Regions from separate parts of the Homo sapiens genome. Here region 2 is linked to region 1. A link is a loop called in an ENCODE intact Hi-C map of the cell type or tissue named here. Cell type or tissue: PC-3. All regions are shown on one strand. Each heading gives the region's core, and the rest is flanking DNA. Links, peaks and the distances in the headings are about the cores only.

What was found. Hi-C counts contacts between places; a loop is a spot of excess contacts. Peaks named below come from ENCODE experiments on the same cell type or tissue, not always from the same donor. Only the 100,000 strongest peaks of a DNase experiment are listed, where the experiment ranks them.
Region 2: it touches region 1 in a loop (4-fold over the local background); 1 of 110 quality-filtered maps calls a loop at or near these places.

The regions. Positions count from the first base shown.
Region 1 is chrX:77,425,293-77,429,681 of GRCh38, reverse strand. No RefSeq gene overlaps it. Among named protein-coding and RNA genes, the nearest start is that of FGF16, 20 kb to the left of the region's middle. In PC-3, for the core only: no CTCF peak of the experiment used is centred there; a DNase peak (open chromatin) is centred at 2,711; H3K27ac peaks cover 2,701 bases.
Region 2 is chrX:77,491,774-77,496,162 of GRCh38, reverse strand. No RefSeq gene overlaps it. Among named protein-coding and RNA genes, the nearest start is that of FGF16, 47 kb to the right of the region's middle. RefSeq lists an enhancer at 1,401-1,983 and a silencer at 1,673-1,989. In PC-3, for the core only: no CTCF peak of the experiment used is centred there; a DNase peak (open chromatin) is centred at 1,812.

The DNA.
Region 1 (4,389 bases), core at 390-4,389:
GTTGCAGCCCTTTTCTCTTCCCCACTGCATGACCCAGTTCACCTGCCTGAGTGTCTTCTCTCTGCTTGGAATAAGGTGTATTTGATTGGGGCCCTGGTTCCCGGCCTAGCTCTTGCTAAGTTCCTCCTCTGGAGGCTGAGTGCTTTTCCCTGTCCTCCCCTACCACCTCTGGGCTGGTTAGTTATGATGCACAGGTGGCCACACTCAGCCATTTCTGACAAGAGGTCTGGGTTTACCTCACCTGGGCTTAAGGAGATTTTTTGTTTTTAGGAAGGAGGCTTAGTTTAGCTGTCACCATCATAACCCATCAAATGGTCAGGCAACTAACAATGTGCTAAAGAAGATAGGTAGACAAGATTGGCCAGTGATATTTGCCAACTTTCTCATCGCTCAGCAAGTTGCTCCATGTTTGACAACAGGAGTCAGTCTTGCTGTATTATTATTATTATTGAGACAGGGTCTCACTCGTTCACCCAGGTTGGAGCACAGTAGCACGATCTTGGCTCACTGCAACCTCTGCCTCCTGGGCTCAACAAATCTTCCCACCTCAGCCTCCTGGGTAGCTGAGACTACAGGTACGTACCACCATGACTGGCAAATTTGCTGTATTATTAAAAAGACAAAATCTCAGGACATTGATTCGCTGTCTACATCTATATTCAACTGTCACTTCTGCTGCTATCAGTATTTCTGCCTCCTCATAATTTGCTGTTTCTCATTTTCTGTGGCTACAGAAACAATAAACACACTTGTAAGGATTTAGCCTGAAGTAAAGAAATTGGCTCTCAGGAAGATTCTTTTATGAGTAAAGCTGGCAAACTTTATTGTATGTATGCTGACATCTTTTTGACTTCCTGGAGGCCCACTCCCTCTTATTTTTCCCTTCTTACTTCTTTATTCTCAGCTTTGTTCCAGATATGTGAGATTGCCAGAGAAGTGACCTCTGGATGATGAGGTGTTAGTTGGGTTCTGGAGAGTGGCTCTCACTTTGCTTCAGCAGTTTTCTTGTTGGCTCAGGCCTCCTTCTCCTTTGGGGCCAGCGAAGCCCACTGCTCTAGGTTAAAGACAGGAGGTGGGAGGTGGGAGTTGAGTAGCAGAGGTGTAGACATAGTCTTAGCCCAGTCTAGGAGACATTGAGAAGAGGCCAGTGATGGATGGTGGGGCGGGAAATGTGACATTTTCCTCTTTGAATATAATGAGACCATTTGGAATAGATATTTTTCTGCCAAACTATCTGCTTAAGCCCCCCAGGGAATGGCAGAGGGAACTAACATCTGCCAAATATACAGGTCAAACAGCATATAGACGGGGCTGGCCCAGCAATTCCTTCAAACCAGTGGAAGTCCAGAGGTTCCAGAGCCTGGGCCAGGTATCTGGGGAGAAAAGAAGGGTAGGCCCAAGGGAGACTAATGAGACAGAGAGAGACTGTGTGTGTGTGTGTGTGTGTGTGTGTGTGTGTGTGTGTCTGAGACAGGGCAGAAGGTCGAGGTGCGGGGGAGAGAGAAGAGAGGGAACCAACTTGTACTGTAACTTATGGTGACAACGCATCCTGGGATGGAACATTGTTCTTTTTCAAACATTGACTCAGCCATCTTTTGTTTTTTCTTCCAAATCTTTTCCTTACTTTTTCTCTCCCACTTCTTCCTCTCCTTCCCTTCCCTCCTCCAGGATAGTGGAGAACATCTGGGAAGATGGAGTGGCCCATTGCTGGAGCAGTATCTTTGAAAACAGAAGAGACTATCATCTTGCTGCCCCTCCTGTTTTGCAATTCTAACATCCATTCAGGACCTGTTTGTGTCTCTCCTTCCTGTTCATTTTAGGAGGTTGAATAAAAGCACATGAACTGCAAATCTCTCCTCTGATAACCCTGTTTCTCTGTGTTTTTCTCTGAGTCACTGGGGAGAATCACACATCTTTTTGGATGGAGCACTTGGCTGGAGGTGGAGGACCTGGCTCATGTTCCTAAGCTCTACTATATATTTTTGATGTGACCTTCGGCAAGTTCCTGTCCTCTTTGGGGCCTTAGCTTCTTTTTCAATAAGTATGATAAAAGAAATGGAAAACTTTTGGAGCTGGCACTCAAAAGTAATGTTAATTAGAATACTTGGGCTTCTGAGATCTTCCTAGCTCTTGCCACCCCGCTTCTTACCTCTGTTCGTCCCAGGCATCAGTTAGTTAACCGAAAAGCCACACCCAAGAATATGGTCCCAGTAGAGGAGTTGATTTATTTTTTCACTTCTTAGTGTAAAAGATATAATCACAAAGAGTCCTCAAGTAAGAAGAGGGCAGGAGTAGGGTTCTGGAAGCATAGGCATTTTGTGGATAAAGGCAAATACTTATCCCTCTGAACTTTCCCGACCCCTTCCATTCAAAGGTTCAGGATGAAGTGTTTGAATTGCTGTTAAACAGGGAATTTGGCCCAGAAGCAGCCCATTTCCCGAGTGGTAGTTGGGGGTGGGGAAACTGTTGGTCTGAATAGGATGTACAGTTGGCTATACTGGGTGGGGTGGGGATCTGTGGGCCCAGTCCTCCTTCCCTTATGACTGGGCACCTAGCAGCAGGGTTGTGGGTCCGCTTTGTCTTGTCCAACTGTGAAAGTAGCAAGAATGGGAGCCTCTGCAAGGGGCTGCAGCTGCCTTCCAAGGAATTTCAGTGATATCTGGGAGTACAGAGGCTGAGTCATATTTTGGGATAGGATTGTGTTTTTATACCCGCAATGCAGGGTGTTGCCATAATATTAATCATTATTATGGTTAAAAACAAATAAACTCATCCTGCAGTTATGACAAATCTGTGTCTTGGCTCTTTCTTGCCCTTACATTGTCTTTCTTTTAGCTTCTGCCTTAAGAAACCAGAGTTTAACCCCATATAGCCAGAATAAGCAACTGTCTTTCTAACATCATTTCAGGAATACATGTTAAGTATCTAATTTTTAAAAATCTTCCATATTTATGTACTAAGACCTACAATACCATCCTGTCAAAATGCAAATGCTGCTTAAGCTTCATTAGTTACTTTGATCTTAATATTACTGGGCCATTAATATTGTTTCCTGAGAGAAGGAGATTGGGTGAAAGGAGAGACCACAAGGGTCCTGGACATCTGACCAGGGAGAGAGAGGCCACAGAAAGGATATAGAGGCACCAAAGACAAATCACCAACCTGTCAATTTTTCCATGGACCAGTTGTAGACACAGGTCATGGCTACAGCAGCAGGGGGTCTGTGATTGTGGAGAAAGGTAAGGAGGGAGGAGTAAAAGGAAGATTCACTGAAGTTTGAGGAGCCATTCCCTCAGCGTTGGCCTCAGGTTCTGGCTCTAGAGCAATAGACTCTGACCTTACAAAAGGAGAAAGATGCCTGCTTGTGTGTGTGGGCTGTTTCAGGTGGATCCCATGGGCCTTGGACAGTTTCTGTGGGTCAGGCCTTGGCTTCAGAGCCTTGAGTTCCTACAAAGTTGACAGAGGCTGAACCAGCTGGGGAACTGCTAGGTATCTGGCAGGAGCGGGAAGAGCCCATCAGGACTTGGGCTCAGTGAGAGACCTGAATACTGGGGCAAAGAGTGCCTTCAGAATGTAGCCCACTCTGTTAGCCTAGGTCCCCAACCTAATCTTACCTAGTGACCAAGAAATGCACTTTGCTCTTTTCTGGACCCCATTCTATCTTGACCAAATCAGAAAACAGGCTCATTGCTGCCCTACATATCTTTCACCCGGGCTTCGATGAAAGCAGATAAGCTAGGGTGGAGAGTCTCCAGTTATGGTCTCAGCAACCATCTTCCTGTCATTTTCTCCACCGCTTTCCTGCATGTACTGTCATTTGGGTTGTGGCAAAAATGGCATCTCCTCAGAGACTGTCTCTCACTCTCCTAGTTAGATAGCTTCTCCCATCTCCAGCCATATCACTTCACTCTGGTTATTGTCTTCATAGCACCTATCACCATCTCAAATTGTCATTTGGTTTGTTTTGTTGTTCATTATCTCTCCCATCTCCCTGTGCCATGCTGTGTGTGATTCATGAAGCAGGGGCTGACTGCATTTTGGTCCCCCAGTCTATCCCCTAAATCTGGCAGAATTGGGTAGGCCTCTTCTCTGCTCTGTATCCTGAGTACAACCTACATGTCCTCACTTTGTACCTTTGCTCAAAGTATTTTTCCTCTCTGGAATGTCCTCTTCCCTATCCACTGAATCCTTCTTGTCCTGAAATGCTGGATTTAAATCCCACCCCCTCCAGAAAGGCCTCCCTGATTACCTCAACTGACAGAGAGCTTTTCCTTCTCTGACTGCTACAGCCTTGACTGGGTTTGCTACATATTTTGCTATTTCTGTTTTCACTGTCTTATAGTCCTTTCCAATTTTTTCCCTTGCATTCGTCTTTTCTCTCCAGATTGA
Region 2 (4,389 bases), core at 151-4,150, 67 kb before region 1:
CTTTCAGAAGCTCTTACAAGGCAGGTGTGGTGGTAATGAAATTCCTCAGCATTTGCTTGTCTGTAAAGGAATTTATTTCTCCTTTGCTTATGAAGCTTAGTTTGGCTGGATATGAAATTCTGGTTTGAAAATTCTTTTCTTTAAGAATGTTGAATATTGGCCCCAACTCTCTTCTGGCTTGTAGAGTTTATGCTGAGAGGTTTGCTGTTAGTCTAATGGGCTTCCCTTTGTAGGTTACCTGACCTTTCTCTCTGGCTGCCCTTAACACTTTTTCCTTCATTTCTACCTTGGAGAATCTAATGATTATGTGTCTTGGGGTTGATCTTCTCATGGAATATCTTAGTAGTGTTCTCTGTATTTCCTGAATTTGAATGTTGGCTTGTCTTGCTAGGTTGGGGAAGTTCTCCTAGATAATATCTTGAAGTGTGTTTTCCAGCTTGTTTCCATTCTCCTTGTCTCCTTCAGGTACTCCAATCAATTTTATGTTCAGTCTTTTTATGAAGTCCCATATTTCTTGGAGGCTTTGTTCATTCCTTTTTATTCTTTTTTTCTCTAATCTTGTCTGCATGCCTTATTTCAGCAAAGTTGTCTTCAAACTCTGATATCCTTTCTTCCACTTGGTCGATTTAGCTATTGATATTTGTGTATGCTTCACAAAGTTCTTGTACAGTGTTTTTCAGCTCCATCAGCTCACTTATGTTCCTCTCTAAACTGGTTATTCTACTTAGCAGCTCCTCTAACCTTTTAATAAGGTTCTTAGCTTCTTTGCATTGGGTTAGAACATGCTCCCTTAGCTCAGCGGAGTTTTTGTTACCCATCTTCTGAAGCCTACTTCTGTCAATTCATCCATCTCTTCCTCCATCCAGTTCTGCACCCTTCCTGGAGAGGCGCAATCATTTGGAGGAGAAGAGGCACTCTGGCCTTTTGGGTTTACAGCATGTTTTTGTTGATTCTTTCTCATCTTCATGAGTTTGTCTAGTTTCGATCTCTGAGGCTGTTGACCCTTGGATGGGGTTTTTGTGGAGAATTTTTTTGTTGTTGATGATGCTGTTGTTGTTGCTTTCTGTTTGTTTTTCTTTTGATGGTCAGATACCTCTTTTGTAGGGCTGCTATGGCTTGCTGTGGGTTCACGTCCTATTCATCTGGTTTGCTCCCATGCCTGGAGATGTCTCTCAAGGAGGCTGGAGAACAGTAAAGATGGGTGCCTCTTTCTTCTTCTGGGACCTCTAACCTTCAGGGGAACCAACCTGATGCCAGTAGGATCGCTCCTGTATAGAGTATCTGACAACCCCTGTTGGAGGGTCTAACCCAGTTGGGTGGCTCAGGGAACAGGACCAATTTAACGAAGCACTTTGACTGTTCCTCGGTGGAGGGGGCATGCTTTGATGAGGGTAAACCCACTCATCTGGGCTGGCTGGATTCCTCAGAACTACCAGGAGGAAAGGCTAAGTCTGCTGGTCTACAGAGACTATGGCCACCCCTCCCACTAGGGGCTCAGGCCCAGGGAGATCCAGGTTCTGTCCTTGAGCCTCTGGCTGGAGTTGTTGGAGTTCCTGCAGGGAAGTCCCACCTAGTGAGGAAGGATGGCTCAGGGTCAGGACTGAAGAGGCGCTCTGGCCGCAGTCTGCCACTGCCAGTGTGTTGGGCTATGGGGGAAACCTCTTGGGACCAAGCCATCCAGTCTCCCTGGCTCCAGCAGGGGAAAAGCGTGGCCTGGAGCTATAGAGATGGAAGCCTCCCTTCCCCCACCCAGGGAGCTTAGCGTGTTAGGCAGTTATGAGTCGCAGTGCTGGCTGCTGCCCCTCCCACAAGGAGCTCAAATGGCTTACATAGCAGGCAGTCGCAGCTGTGGTGCTTGTCGCCCCTCCCCCTGGGAGCTCTGCAGGCTTAAGCAGATTCCAGCTGAGAGGCTGTTGAGAATCTGCGTGACTCAGGGGTTGGGACTCTGGGCCCCAGTGGCGTGGGTTCACGAATGGGATCTTCTGATCCATGGGTTCCACAGTTCCATGGAAAAACCACGGTTTCCCCGCCTGGGTAGCGCACTCAACACCTCCCTTGGCTGGGGGGTGGGGGCTCCCCTGCCCCGTGTGGCTCTCAGGTGGACCGCTGCACCACACTGCTCTTCCTTTCTCTCCATGAATCACATCAGCTGCCTAGTCAGTTCCGATGAGAGAACCTGGATACCTTGGTTACCTGTGAAGGATTCACACGCTAATTATGGTTCTTTTCGATGAGCGCCTCTGATCGCCTCTGTTTCTAGTTGGCCATCTTGGCCTTGCCCCCTGTGGATTTCTCATGAATAGTTTAGCACCATCCCCTTTGTGCTGTTCTCATGATAGTGAGTTCTCATGAGATCTAGTCATTTAAAAGTGTGTAGCACCTCCCCACCTTCTCTTGCTCCTGCTCCTGCTCCTGCCATGTGAGACACCTGCTCCCTCTTTGCCTTCTGCCATGATTGGAAGCATCCTGAGCTTGCAGAACTGTAAGCCAATTAAAACTCTTTTCTTTTTAAATTACCCAGACTCAGATATTTATTTATGGCCTTTATAGCAGTGTGAGAACAGACTATTACATTCCCTTCTTGATGTTTTCAAGGTACTTCCTTCTGTCTCTCTTCAGTAGTGCTAGAGGGTTCTGCTTTTTTCTTCCATTTTGTTCTGTGATCCAAACAGAAGTGTCTGAAAACCCCAGTCTGAATACTTTAAAATATGTTTTAATATAGTAAAACTCATTTTTAATGCAGTGGCTTCCACACAAATTCAATTAGTCACCAATTGAGAACCCTAAAGGTTGAAGTATTCTGAACTAAGTTTATTGTTCATTGTTCCACCTCATAAAATTTAGGCAACATTTGAGCAAGGCCTTAAAATATAACTAGAATATGGACATGTAGAGGTTAAGGAGGAGGGCATCTCAGGCAGAGGAAACAGCAAATACAAACACAAGTAGGCAGCAAAGAACATAACTCAGAATAGGATAGTTCCAGAAAATCCCATGCTCTACACTTGTGCACAAAGATTATAGTCCCATTTAAGCCAATGGTTTCTGTAATGCATTTAAATGGTGTGGTAGGCAGAATAATAGTCTCCCAAAGATGTCTAAGTCCTAATACCCAGCACCTGTGAATATGTTACCTTATATGGCAAATGATAATTAAGGTTGCTAATTAACTGAACTTGCAATGGGAGAGATTCTCCTGGATTATCTAGATGGGTCCAATGTGATCACAAGGATCCTTAAAAGTGGAAAAGGGAGTGTATTAGTCCGTTCTCCCACTGCTGTAAAGAAAAACCTGAAACTGGGTTTTTCTTTATAATATAGTATAATTCATAAAGAAAATTTATAAAGAAAAGAGGTTTAATTGGCTCACAGATCAGCATGCTGTACAGGAAGCATGGCTGGGGAGACCTCAGGAAACTTTCAATCATAGTGGAAGGCAAAAGGGAAGCAGGCAACATGTTAACATGGACAGGAGTAGGAGGAGGAAGAGAGTTAATGGGTGGGGACGGTGCTACACACTTTTAAACAACGAGATATCCTGAGAACTCACTATCATGAGAACAGCAAGGGGAAAATTCACCCCGACCATCTAATCCCCTCCACCAGGCCCCTCCTCCAACATGGGGGATTACAATTGGACATGAGATTTGGGCAGGGACTCAAATTCACACCATATCAGGGAGGTAGGAGAGTAACAGGAAGATGTGATTAGGAAAGAAAGGCTCAGAGAGTTTCAACATTGTTGGTTTTGAAGAGGAAGAGGACCATGGGCAAGGAATGTGAGTGGCCTCTAGAAGCTGGAAAGGGCAAGGAAAAAAATCCTCATCTAGAGCCTCCAAAAAGGAACACAGTTCTGCTGACATGTTGACTTTAGCTCTGTCCATGTCATAACTCTACCCTACAGAATGGTAAGACAGTAAATGGGCATTGTTTTAAGCCACTATGTTAGTGGTGATTTGTTACAGCAGCAATAGGAAACTAATATAAATGGTTATTTGTGTGATTACTTGATTAATGTCTTGCTCCCCTGCTAGATATGTAAACTCCTTAAGTGCAAGAGCCCTTTTTTTGCTCACTTTAATATCTTCAGCATCTGACACAGAAAAAGTATGGTATAAATGTTTGATAAATTTGTGACTGAATGGCTTACCAGTCATATCCTACATGAGAACATTATGGCAACATCAATACCATCAGAGTCAGATTCTTTGTCCTTGTATATATATGTATGCCTGTTTCTGTCTTTTTTGCGTGGGCTCTTTGTCTTTCTTCTTCCCCTTCTCTCTTCCTTACTTCTGTCCCTATTTCTTAATTGGTCATAACAAAGAACTGAAGTACACCTTGTAATTACCTATTATCTTCATGGAATAAAGTCTTACATTTAATGTT